2 separate regions of the Homo sapiens genome follow, and region 2 is linked to region 1. A link is a contact called in ENCODE Hi-C or POLR2A ChIA-PET data. All regions are on one chromosome and are shown on one strand. Each heading gives the region's core, a stretch centred on a gene start or an enhancer-like site at or near the end of the contact. The rest is flanking DNA. Distances are from core to core; before and after follow the strand shown. Region 1 holds the start of STH (saitohin). Region 2 overlaps KANSL1 (KAT8 regulatory NSL complex subunit 1).

Evidence for each region. A loop is a pair of places that touch in the nucleus more often than their neighbours do. ChIA-PET counts read pairs that join two places held with the same protein, here RNA polymerase II (POLR2A). Pooled maps may share reads with other maps.
Region 2: a map of adrenal gland shows a loop between it and region 1 (4-fold over the local background). The contact joins the enhancer-like site here to the promoter of STH in region 1. A Hi-C loop is called at or near these places in 38 of 168 maps with a recorded cell type or tissue (B cell, CD4-positive, alpha-beta T cell, CD4-positive, alpha-beta memory T cell and 26 more), 14 of 37 single-sample maps with no recorded cell type and 40 of 50 pooled maps. POLR2A ChIA-PET finds 5 or more read pairs at or near these places in 9 of 52 experiments (AG04450, BJ, GM10248 and 6 more).

Annotation. Positions count from the first base shown.
Region 1 is chr17:45,993,954-46,000,499 of GRCh38, forward strand. It overlaps STH (saitohin), which reads left to right and starts at 5,297. Exons shown (of 1, transcript NM_001007532.3): 1 at 5,297-5,741. The coding sequence starts at 5,327. The coding sequence ends at 5,713. MAPT (microtubule associated protein tau) reads left to right here. Exons shown (of 13, transcript NM_001377265.1): 9 at 2,446-2,711.
Region 2 is chr17:46,038,506-46,043,713 of GRCh38, forward strand. KANSL1 (KAT8 regulatory NSL complex subunit 1) reads right to left here. Exons shown (of 15, transcript NM_015443.4): 8 at 1,197-1,379; 9 at 522-710; 10 at 33-181. Among named protein-coding and RNA genes, the nearest start is that of STH, 42 kb to the left of the region's middle. Within about 2 kb of position 1,251, at least 9 of the 41 ENCODE cell types and tissues checked have a DNase peak (open chromatin) inside an H3K27ac peak, as active enhancers do; they include adrenal gland, dorsolateral prefrontal cortex, gastrocnemius medialis and 2 more, where a contact is called at or near this core.

The sequences.
Region 1 (6,546 bases), core at 4,047-6,546:
CTGCAGGGCCCAGATCTGAGAGAGGTACTCGGGAGCCTACTTCGCTGGGAGCAGCCTCCCTTTGCGTGTGTGGCCATTCACTGGCTTGTGTTTCTAGAGCCGGGAGGACCCTTTTCTGCAATGCAGGGTTCACACAGGGTTCGCAGCCTGAAGATGGAGCAGTCCGAATTCTCTTCCCTGTGCAGTTTGCGCAGCTGTGTTTGTCTGATGGGCTTTCTAATCCTGTGTGCTCTCCTTGACTTCAGGGACAATGGCATTACAGGCATGAGCCACCATGCCTGGCTGTCTCCCTATGTTTCAGATGAAGACATAGGCTTAAGGAGGTCAGGTGACTTGCCCACGACCACTCTGTAAATAAGAGGCATGAAAAGTATTTGGAGCCACCACCACCAAGCCCACTGGTCACCCTGGGTCTCTGAAGTCAGGGAGGCAGGAGGATGGGAGGTCTGAGGAGGCAGAGAGGCTGAGCCTGGAGGCCCTGGAGGCCGAGGCCCCATCTGTTGTTTCCTTATGTGGAAAATAAGAGGCTTCGTTTGTCCTATTGCCACAGAGCGTACTACTTCAGGAACATCCAAGACATGGAAATCCGCAGGGCACGGTGGCTCACGTCTATAATCCCGGCACTTTGGGAGGTTGAGGTGGGAGAATCGCTTGAGGCCAGAAGTTCAAGACCAGCCTGAGCAACATAGTCAGACCCCGTCTCTATAAAAAACATTATTTTTAAAAAAGACATGGAAGTCAAATTCTAAAAACTGGTGCTGGCTGGGTGCGGTGGCTCATGCCTATAATCCCAGCACTTTGGGAGGCCGAGGCGGGTGGATCACCTGAGGTCAGGAGTTCAAGACCAGCCTGGCCAACATGGTAAAACCTCTACTAAAGAAATCTTTACTGAAAATACAAAAATCCAGTCTCTACTAAAATAAGTCTCTACTAAAAATACAAAAATTAGCCAGGCGTGGTGCTGCACACCTGTAATATCAGCTACTCGGGAGGCTGAGGCAGGAGACTCGCTTGATCCCATGCAGCGGAGGTTGCAGTGAGCCGAGATCACGCCATTGCACTCCAGCCTGGGCATCAGAATAAGACTCCGTCTCAAAAAAAAAACCACAAAAAAACAAAACAACAACAAAAGAAAACTAGTGCTTATTCGTCACTGGCCAAGCTGCCCATTGGCTACATGGGTGCTTCAAAGAGCTGCCCTTCTCCAGGTCTGGCCAGCAGGTATGTGTTACAGCAAATGCCTGGGGCAGCGGCAGGGGCATTGCTGCGGGAAGCTTCTGGACTTGCAGGAAAGCTAAGTTCTCAGACTGCAGGGGAGCTAAGCACACCTCGGCACAGGGTGAGGCCTGCGGTTCTCAGACTTCAGTCTTTGTGGAGCTTGAGAAAAATGAGGCTTTGCAGGTCCCACCCCTAGAGATTCTGCTCTATCCACTCTTGAAGGGGATCGAGAAATTTGCATTTTGCAACTCCCACTTTCCTCCTTGAAAGCTCCGGAGATTCTGACGCAGGGTTCCGTGGGCCACACTTTGGAAAATACAGACCCATGAGATAGAATACCAGACTGTTGAAGTGTAACGGGGGCCTGGGAAGTGCAGTAACAGAAGCAAGTTTGAGGGTAAAGGACACCCAGAGGAGGGAGGGACAGCATCTGCATGGAGAGGAGAAGAGACCCCCCAGCAGCTTCCAGGGTGTTGGAAGGGTGCGCTAGTAACTGCTATGCATGGCAGGTGGGGAACTGTACGTCAGGGCACAGCAGCATGAAGCGGTATGGCTCGTGTGGACAGCTAGGGACAGGCAGGCGTGGAGCAGGCATCCTGTTCTGAAGGCCAAATCCCACAGAGGAGCCAGGGTGCTGGCAGGAGCCCTGAACTAGCCGAACAGCTGAACAGCTGAACATTCACCCTGTGGGGAAAGGGTCAGAAGCGTCCAGGCTTGAGGGCACAGCTGGGTCTCGTCACTGCATCACCCTTATTTAGGATAAAGGCCCTGAAGAATTGTATTAGAGGTTGGCAAAGCATATCTACCACCTCCTGGAGCCACGCTGGCCGCAGGGATTATAATTATTTCCATTTTCAAATTAAGGCCTCTGAGCTCAGAGAGGGGAAGTTACTTGTCTGAGGCCACACAGCTTGTTGGAGCCCATCTCTTGACCCAAAGACTGTGGAGCCGAGTTGGCCACCTCTCTGGGAGCGGGTATTGGATGGTGGTTGATGGTTTTCCATTGCTTTCCTGGGAAAGGGGTGTCTCTGTCCCTAAGCAAAAAGGCAGGGAGGAAGAGATGCTTCCCCAGGGCAGCCGTCTGCTGTAGCTGCGCTTCCAACCTGGCTTCCACCTGCCTAACCCAGTGGTGAGCCTGGGAATGGACCCACGGGACAGGCAGCCCCCAGGGCCTTTTCTGACCCCACCCACTCGAGTCCTGGCTTCACTCCCTTCCTTCCTTCCCAGGTGAACCTCCAAAATCAGGGGATCGCAGCGGCTACAGCAGCCCCGGCTCCCCAGGCACTCCCGGCAGCCGCTCCCGCACCCCGTCCCTTCCAACCCCACCCACCCGGGAGCCCAAGAAGGTGGCAGTGGTCCGTACTCCACCCAAGTCGCCGTCTTCCGCCAAGAGCCGCCTGCAGACAGCCCCCGTGCCCATGCCAGACCTGAAGAATGTCAAGTCCAAGATCGGCTCCACTGAGAACCTGAAGCACCAGCCGGGAGGCGGGAAGGTGAGAGTGGCTGGCTGCGCGTGGAGGTGTGGGGGGCTGCGCCTGGAGGGGTAGGGCTGTGCCTGGAAGGGTAGGGCTGCGCCTGGAGGTGCGCGGTTGAGCGTGGAGTCGTGGGACTGTGCATGGAGGTGTGGGGCTCCCCGCACCTGAGCACCCCCGCATAACACCCCAGTCCCCTCTGGACCCTCTTCAAGGAAGTTCAGTTCTTTATTGGGCTCTCCACTACACTGTGAGTGCCCTCCTCAGGCGAGAGAACGTTCTGGCTCTTCTCTTGCCCCTTCAGCCCCTGTTAATCGGACAGAGATGGCAGGGCTGTGTCTCCACGGCCGGAGGCTCTCATAGTCAGGGCACCCACAGCGGTTCCCCACCTGCCTTCTGGGCAGAATACACTGCCACCCATAGGTCAGCATCTCCACTCGTGGGCCATCTGCTTAGGTTGGGTTCCTCTGGATTCTGGGGAGATTGGGGGTTCTGTTTTGATCAGCTGATTCTTCTGGGAGCAAGTGGGTGCTCGCGAGCTCTCCAGCTTCCTAAAGGTGGAGAAGCACAGACTTCGGGGGCCTGGCCTGGATCCCTTTCCCCATTCCTGTCCCTGTGCCCCTCGTCTGGGTGCGTTAGGGCTGACATACAAAGCACCACAGTGAAAGAACAGCAGTATGCCTCCTCACTAGCCAGGTGTGGGCGGGTGGGTTTCTTCCAAGGCCTCTCTGTGGCCGTGGGTAGCCACCTCTGTCCTGCACCGCTGCAGTCTTCCCTCTGTGTGTGCTCCTGGTAGCTCTGCGCATGCTCATCTTCTTATAAGAACACCATGGCAGCTGGGCGTAGTGGCTCACGCCTATAATCCCAGCACTTTGGGAGGCTGAGGCAGGCAGATCACGAGGTCAGGAGTTCGAGACCAACCTGACCAACAGGGTGAAACCTCGTCTCTACTAAAAATACAAAAATACCTGGGCGTGGTGGTGGTGCGCGCCTATAATCCCAGCTACTCAGGAGGCTGAGGCAGGAGAATCGCTTGAACCCAGGAGGCAGAGGTTGCAGTGAGCCGAGATAGTGCCACTGCACTCCAGTTTGAGCAACAGAGCGAGACTCTGTCTCAAAACAAAATAAAACAAACCAAAAAAACCCACCATGGCTTAGGGCCCAGCCTGATGACCTCATTTTTCACTTAGTCACCTCTCTAAAGGCCCTGTCTCCAAATAGAGTCACATTCTAAGGTACGGGGGTGTTGGGGAGGGGGGTTAGGGCTTCAACATGTGAATTTGCGGGGACCACAATTCAGCCCAGGACCCCGCTCCCGCCACCCAGCACTGGGGAGCTGGGGAAGGGTGAAGAGGAGGCTGGGGGTGAGAAGGACCACAGCTCACTCTGAGGCTGCAGATGTGCTGGGCCTTCTGGGCACTGGGCCTCGGGGAGCTAGGGGGCTTTCTGGAACCCTGGGCCTGCGTGTCAGCTTGCCTCCCCCACGCAGGCGCTCTCCACACCATTGAAGTTCTTATCACTTGGGTCTGAGCCTGGGGCATTTGGACGGAGGGTGGCCACCAGTGCACATGGGCACCTTGCCTCAAACCCTGCCACCTCCCCCCACCCAGGATCCCCCCTGCCCCCGAACAAGCTTGTGAGTGCAGTGTCACATCCCATCGGGATGGAAATGGACGGTCGGGTTAAAAGGGACGCATGTGTAGACCCTGCCTCTGTGCATCAGGCCTCTTTTGAGAGTCCCTGCGTGCCAGGCGGTGCACAGAGGTGGAGAAGACTCGGCTGTGCCCCAGAGCACCTCCTCTCATCGAGGAAAGGACAGACAGTGGCTCCCCTGTGGCTGTGGGGACAAGGGCAGAGCTCCCTGGAACACAGGAGGGAGGGAAGGAAGAGAACATCTCAGAATCTCCCTCCTGATGGCAAACGATCCGGGTTAAATTAAGGTCCGGCCTTTTCCTGCTCAGGCATGTGGAGCTTGTAGTGGAAGAGGCTCTCTGGACCCTCATCCACCACAGTGGCCTGGTTAGAGACCTTGGGGAAATAACTCACAGGTGACCCAGGGCCTCTGTCCTGTACCGCAGCTGAGGGAAACTGTCCTGCGCTTCCACTGGGGACAATGCGCTCCCTCGTCTCCAGACTTTCCAGTCCTCATTCGGTTCTCGAAAGTCGCCTCCAGAAGCCCCATCTTGGGACCACCGTGACTTTCATTCTCCAGGGTGCCTGGCCTTGGTGCTGCCCAAGACCCCAGAGGGGCCCTCACTGGCCTTTCCTGCCTTTTCTCCCATTGCCCACCCATGCACCCCCATCCTGCTCCAGCACCCAGACTGCCATCCAGGATCTCCTCAAGTCACATAACAAGCAGCACCCACAAGGTGCTCCCTTCCCCCTAGCCTGAATCTGCTGCTCCCCGTCTGGGGTTCCCCGCCCATGCACCTCTGGGGGCCCCTGGGTTCTGCCATACCCTGCCCTGTGTCCCATGGTGGGGAATGTCCTTCTCTCCTTATCTCTTCCCTTCCCTTAAATCCAAGTTCAGTTGCCATCTCCTCCAGGAAGTCTTCCTGGATTCCCCTCTCTCTTCTTAAAGCCCCTGTAAACTCTGACCACACTGAGCATGTGTCTGCTGCTCCCTAGTCTGGGCCATGAGTGAGGGTGGAGGCCAAGTCTCATGCATTTTTGCAGCCCCCACAAGACTGTGCAGGTGGCCGGCCCTCATTGAATGCGGGGTTAATTTAACTCAGCCTCTGTGTGAGTGGATGATTCAGGTTGCCAGAGACAGAACCCTCAGCTTAGCATGGGAAGTAGCTTCCCTGTTGACCCTGAGTTCATCTGAGGTTGGCTTGGAAGGTGTGGGCACCATTTGGCCCAGTTCTTACAGCTCTGAAGAGAGCAGCAGGAATGGGGCTGAGCAGGGAAGACAACTTTCCATTGAAGGCCCCTTTCAGGGCCAGAACTGTCCCTCCCACCCTGCAGCTGCCCTGCCTCTGCCCATGAGGGGTGAGAGTCAGGCGACCTCATGCCAAGTGTAGAAAGGGGCAGATGGGAGCCCCAGGTTATGACGTCACCATGCTGGGTGGAGGCAGCACGTCCAAATCTACTAAAGGGTTAAAGGAGAAAGGGTGACTTGACTTTTCTTGAGATATTTTGGGGGACGAAGTGTGGAAAAGTGGCAGAGGACACAGTCACAGCCTCCCTTAAATGCCAGGAAAGCCTAGAAAAATTGTCTGAAACTAAACCTCAGCCATAACAAAGACCAACACATGAATCTCCAGGAAAAAAGAAAAAGAAAAATGTCATACAGGGTCCATGCACAAGAGCCTTTAAAATGACCCGCTGAAGGGTGTCAGGCCTCCTCCTCCTGGACTGGCCTGAAGGCTCCACGAGCTTTTGCTGAGACCTTTGGGTCCCTGTGGCCTCATGTAGTACCCAGTATGCAGTAAGTGCTCAATAAATGTTTGGCTACAAAAGAGGCAAAGCTGGCGGAGTCTGAAGAATCCCTCAACCGTGCCGGAACAGATGCTAACACCAAAGGGAAAAGAGCAGGAGCCAAGTCACGTTTGGGAACCTGCAGAGGCTGAAAACTGCCGCAGATTGCTGCAAATCATTGGGGGAAAAACGGAAAACGTCTGTTTTCCCCTTTGTGCTTTTCTCTGTTTTCTTCTTTGTGCTTTTCTCTGTTTTCAGGATTTGCTACAGTGAACATAGATTGCTTTGGGGCCCCAAATGGAATTATTTTGAAAGGAAAATGCAGATAATCAGGTGGCCGCACTGGAGCACCAGCTGGGTAGGGGTAGAGATTGCAGGCAAGGAGGAGGAGCTGGGTGGGGTGCCAGGCAGGAAGAGCCCGTAGGCCCCGCCGATC
Region 2 (5,208 bases), core at 1-2,500, 41 kb after region 1:
GGGTGTCCGGCCAACCCCACACAGGTACTTACCGATGTGCTGGCTGTAACCTGTGAGCTAGAGCTGGCGGGTGCAGGGGAATCTGAGGAGGTGGAGAGCTGTCGCACCAAGGGACTGTGTGGAGGATGGTGGGTGGCTGCCAAGTAGCTCGAACTGCTCATGTCTGTGTGATGCTTCAACACTGCAGAAGTCAACAGAAAAGAGAGAAATACATGGCTATCTTAACCAGCGTTACTTCTAACACAAGCTTGGAATGGCAGCAATACATACTAAAGGCAAAAATGTTTTCTATGCCTAGAGGATAAAAAGGTGAAGCACACTAGCTGTGGGAAGTAGGGGCAGGGCAGAGGTTGCTGTAGCAGTTAAGAAGTGACCTCCATTTAGAAGCAGTAGCGTCCCTCTACTCTGCTTTCCTAGAAAGTGAAGGACAAAGCTGGGGGTAATTAAGAGAAGCCTAGGCTGCCCCAGAAAGCCCTGAGCAGGTGCAGTTGCAGGTAGAGGTGCCATGGGCCTGGCCCTACCTTCACTTCTCTCAGATGAATGGTCTCGCAATCTCATTTTGCTGTGGTTTGGGTCATGCACGGGTGGTGGTGGGTTGAGCAAGCGCTCTGCTTTTGGCGCTGTCACTCGCTCCACCATGGGCACGGCCCCCACATCGTCTAAGTGCTGCCTGTGGGTCCTGTCAGGCCGGGTTTGGTGATGGGACAGCTCTGAAGAGGGGAACAGAAAAAGAGCTGTGAAATATGTCCTCTCAAATATTTTCTTATTCGAGTTCCAAGCTCTCGAGTTCTCTCTAGGCCAACGCCGTATACCCAGGGCAGCAGGACAGTCCTTCAGGACTGAAGTTTCTAGTAATTTGCACAATGGCTAGGATAGGCACAGGGAGCCCAGAACCAGAGAAACATGTCACCAGGATACAGAAGACACCTGCCCGTAGATGAACTCAATGCCATGCCATTGCTGGCTGTTCACTGAGCATTTTGGGTCTTGCTCCAAGATCCATGGTGTCTAGAATAGCTCCCGAAGTCCATCTGAGAGCATCCAAGACAAGCAGAAGCAGTCACTGTGAGCTGAATTTTTTATCGGTCAACTGCCTCTCCCAACCCCAACATGCATGCAAACTACAAATTTGAGAATATAAAAGGAATGAAAAGTCACTGATACTCTGGGGGACTTCCCGGCTCCCTGACACTTACTGGCTGTTGTTAGGAAGGAGCTGACCAATTTGTGCCTGTCCTTACGAGCTGAATCTGGCAGACTGCCCGGCATGGGTGCTCTGTGCTTAAGCGATAACTTTTTGGGAGGTTTGATTTTGTCAAAAGGCTTGTTCTGCCACTGAGATTTCAGCATGCTCTGGAAATGCAGGCTTGTGGGAACATCTGCAAGAAACATAAAATGCTACAGGTTAGTCCAAACACCTGGCCTCTCTAGTGTTCAAGACCTACACTCCATCCTCCTTTAATTTGCCCAGTGGCCTGACACTTGGCAGGGCAAGTGCTGTCATATGGAAGATCTGTTTACGTGAACATTACTGAAGGTCATTCTTCTATTTGCAAGCAGGTCACTTTAGCTTTTTACTTTCAAGTCCCAAAGGGAAACAAAACAAGACACCTTTTTGGTTTGGTTGATGGAGTTTTTGTTCTTGTATCCTTGTTTGTTGAATTTACTGGTTTGAAAACATCCTGTTTCTATTCTAGAGATTTAAAAACATATTTAAGCCTACTTCTTTTCTATCAATATAAAGTTAATCAGGATGCAATTATTCAACAATATTCATTATCTATGTTATCAGGCACTGTACTGAGTACTACATACTCTCTCCAAATAAGAACTACATACCATTCTCTCTTTCCTTCCTCTGTGGCTCCGCCAATTCCCATCATGAGATTATCGGGGATTTTTAGCTGACTGGTTAATGTTCAATATCACAAATCAACATCTTTTGGACTGAATTTTTTATGCTGTTTCTTATCTTTCCATTTTCTTAGATTTTTCCCAAGAATATATCCTTGAGCAATTCCTTTAGAAAAGGAATTTCTAGATTTAAACCATTTTCCTCTCAAACATTTAAAGCTATTCAATTCTTCCGTGTATTCTAATATCCAGTGCTATATTTAAGAGGGAATCGGATTCTTTCTTACTTGTAGGTGGTCTGGTTTTTGCCTTTTAAGCTTCTGCAAAAAACAACAACAAACTTGTGGTATTACACTGACTCTACAGATCAATTTGGGGACAACTTCCATGTGTTCCACCACCAATACTGAATCTTTCAATCGACTGACGTGGTATCTCTCTCTCCATCTATTTACGTTTGTCTTGATTTTCTCTTGACAGCGTTTAGTTATTGTTGACATACCGGTCTTAAATACAATTTGTTAAGTTTATTCCTAAGAATTAATGTTTTCTGATGGGCAGAAGTTGGAAGAGTTTGCAGGGTTCAGAAGAAGACAGGAAGATGAGGGAAAGTCTGGAACTTCTTAGAGATTTGTTAAATGGTTTTGACCAAAATACTGATAGAAATACGGGCAGTGAAGGCCAGGCTGACAAAAGTCTCAGATGGAAATGATTAAAGATAGTACCTTTTAAAATTTCAACTTCAGTTCTTCATTACTAGTATATAGAAGTACAATAAACTGCTATATAATGACCTTGTAGCCTGTGAAACTACTTCGTTATAGACTTTTTCTTGTTTATTCAGTAGGATTTTCTATAGACATAAGTACATCATCTACAAATGGAGACTGTTTTACCTTTTCTTTCCAATCTGTATTCCTTTTTTACTTCTTGCCTATTACTCTGACTGGAACCTCTGGTGCTGATGTACAACTTTTAGATTTTCCTTTTCATGTTTTCAATATTCTGACATTTCACCACCATGGATAGCGGTGTGAGTCTGTTTTCAAGCTTCTGCAAAGCTTTCCAGGGATATTCAAATCTAAAAGCCAGCACATTTTTCCTCACCTCCCAGTTCCTCCTGGGAATCGGTAACCACTTGGGGCATGCTCAGAAGTTCCCGCCAGAGTCCCTATCCACTGCTTCAGAATAGAATGAAACACCACTACTTCAAGGAAGAAGGCTCTGGTGGGGTGAGAGGACAGGAAAGGAAAATCTAACCTAGCTATTCCAAAATGAGTCCAAATTTATCACCCAGACAAATGCCCAGGTCCTATCACTACTCCTTCTGCCCTTTAATTCTGGGTCAAAAACCTCCTGTAATCAGTTCCCACCTCACAGCAACTTACTCCTGGCATGTGCTTTGGGCTATCTTTCTATTTATTTCTTCACAGTTATCTTGTCTTTATCCATCTTTCAAAAATAATTACAAATTCCAGTCACTGATAGCATGTCTTCTAGAACTATTAGAAATTTATTTTGTGTGTGTGTGTGTGTGTGTGTGTGTGTGTGTATATTTTTTTTTTTTTGAGACGGAGTCTTGCTGTCGCCCAGGCTGGAGTGCAGTGGTACCATCTCGGCTCACTGCAAGCTCCGCTTCCCAGGTTCATGCCATTCTCCTGCCTCAGCCTCCTGAGTAGGTGGGACTACAGGCACCCGCCACCTCGCCCGGCTAGTTTTCTGTATTTTCAGTAGAGACGGGGTTTCACTGTGTTAGCCAGGATGGTCTCGATCTCGACCTCGTGATCCACCTGCCTCGGCCTCCCAAAGTGCTGGGATTACAGGCGTGAGCCACTGCACCCGGCCTGTTTAATATATTTTCTAAAAGCTTATGGGGTTTTGGGTCCCATAGAGCACAGAGGATATGCTCAATCTGAACTGAGGATAAGAAGGCAGGGAAGAGACGTCTAAATTAACATTACTGAACCCATTATTATCTGCCAGGCACTGTGTGTTTATCATCATGCGTGTGCCACTTAATCTTTGTAACAGTTCCATGAGGCAAACACAATTATGCTTATTTTAAAGATAGGGAACAGGTGCAGAAAGGTACATTAACTATGTCCAAGGTTACATAGTTTAATGAGTAACAACCAACTTTCAAACTCAAGATTATACAACCCTAAAGCCCATACTCTTAGACAATATACCTTGAGGCTACTCACTGATCCAGAGGATGGAGAGGATTCTGTAGTAAAGTCAATTATTTCTCAAATTACTCCCAAGAAATAGACAGTACAAAATATTTTCCAAGCCAGTTCTGCAGAGTAAAAGAAATTTAGCCACTCCTGCCTATGGTATAGATGATGAATTTCATGACACTGAATGTTATGCCTTCGAGGACTGAATGTTAGGCCTTCCAGGACTGGAATAAAAATCTGAGTTGGGGAAAAAAAAAAAAAAAAAAAGCTAACATTCTCAGGGATGATTTTTCCCAGTGGGTAAGCACCCTCAGCTCCATGATTGCTGGGCTTTATGACAGTGAAACAAATTAGGAAAACTATTAAAGTTTTAATGAAAACAAACATTTGCTACCTGTCCAAGTGTAAAAACACAGTCTCTGAGGACAGTGCTGTCTTCTCAAACATTTTTCATAATCACTCTTTTCCACACTTAAAAACTCAGCTATACCAAATCCTAGGAAATAAAGCATTGTCTAGAAGCATTCGGCCCTGTAAAACAATCTGAAAGCTGGGCTGAGCTGGAATGTATAAAAGAGGCTCAAGAAAGGAGACGAGGTCACTTCTGCCCATCCCACAATACCCCTTTGTCAGCAGAAGAGTTACTCCCACTTGGCAAAGGCTGTGTATGTTTTGTATATATATGTAATGGAACTCCAAAAAACATAGATTTTATTTTTTCCTTTTATTTTCCCCCATCGTTCTCCCAAATCTGAAAATGAAGCCAGGAAAAAAAAAAGGGACAGGGATATGAGAGACCTGGTTATAGTGAAAACAGCAATGACTAGAAACAAGTAGGCCTGGATTCAGGTCCTGGTTCTATCTCGAGTAGAAGGAGAAAGCAAGAACAAATCATTCAGCTGGGCTTTAGTTCCACCTGTGAAATGAGGCAGTGGGGCTAGATCAGGGCTGGCAACATTCTAGCATTCATTCTCTAACCCTCCTGTTGTACTGGAGGTACAAACACAGCTGTCTTTCCTGTTGTACTGGAGACCTCAGATTCTTCCCAAACAATACATTAAATAACTCCAGACAGTTACTGTCAATTCATTTGAATAGGCACAAGAAAGGACATCTATTTGTTACTGCTAGATTATATGACTGCTATGAGTCTCTCAACTCTAAAATGTTTAGT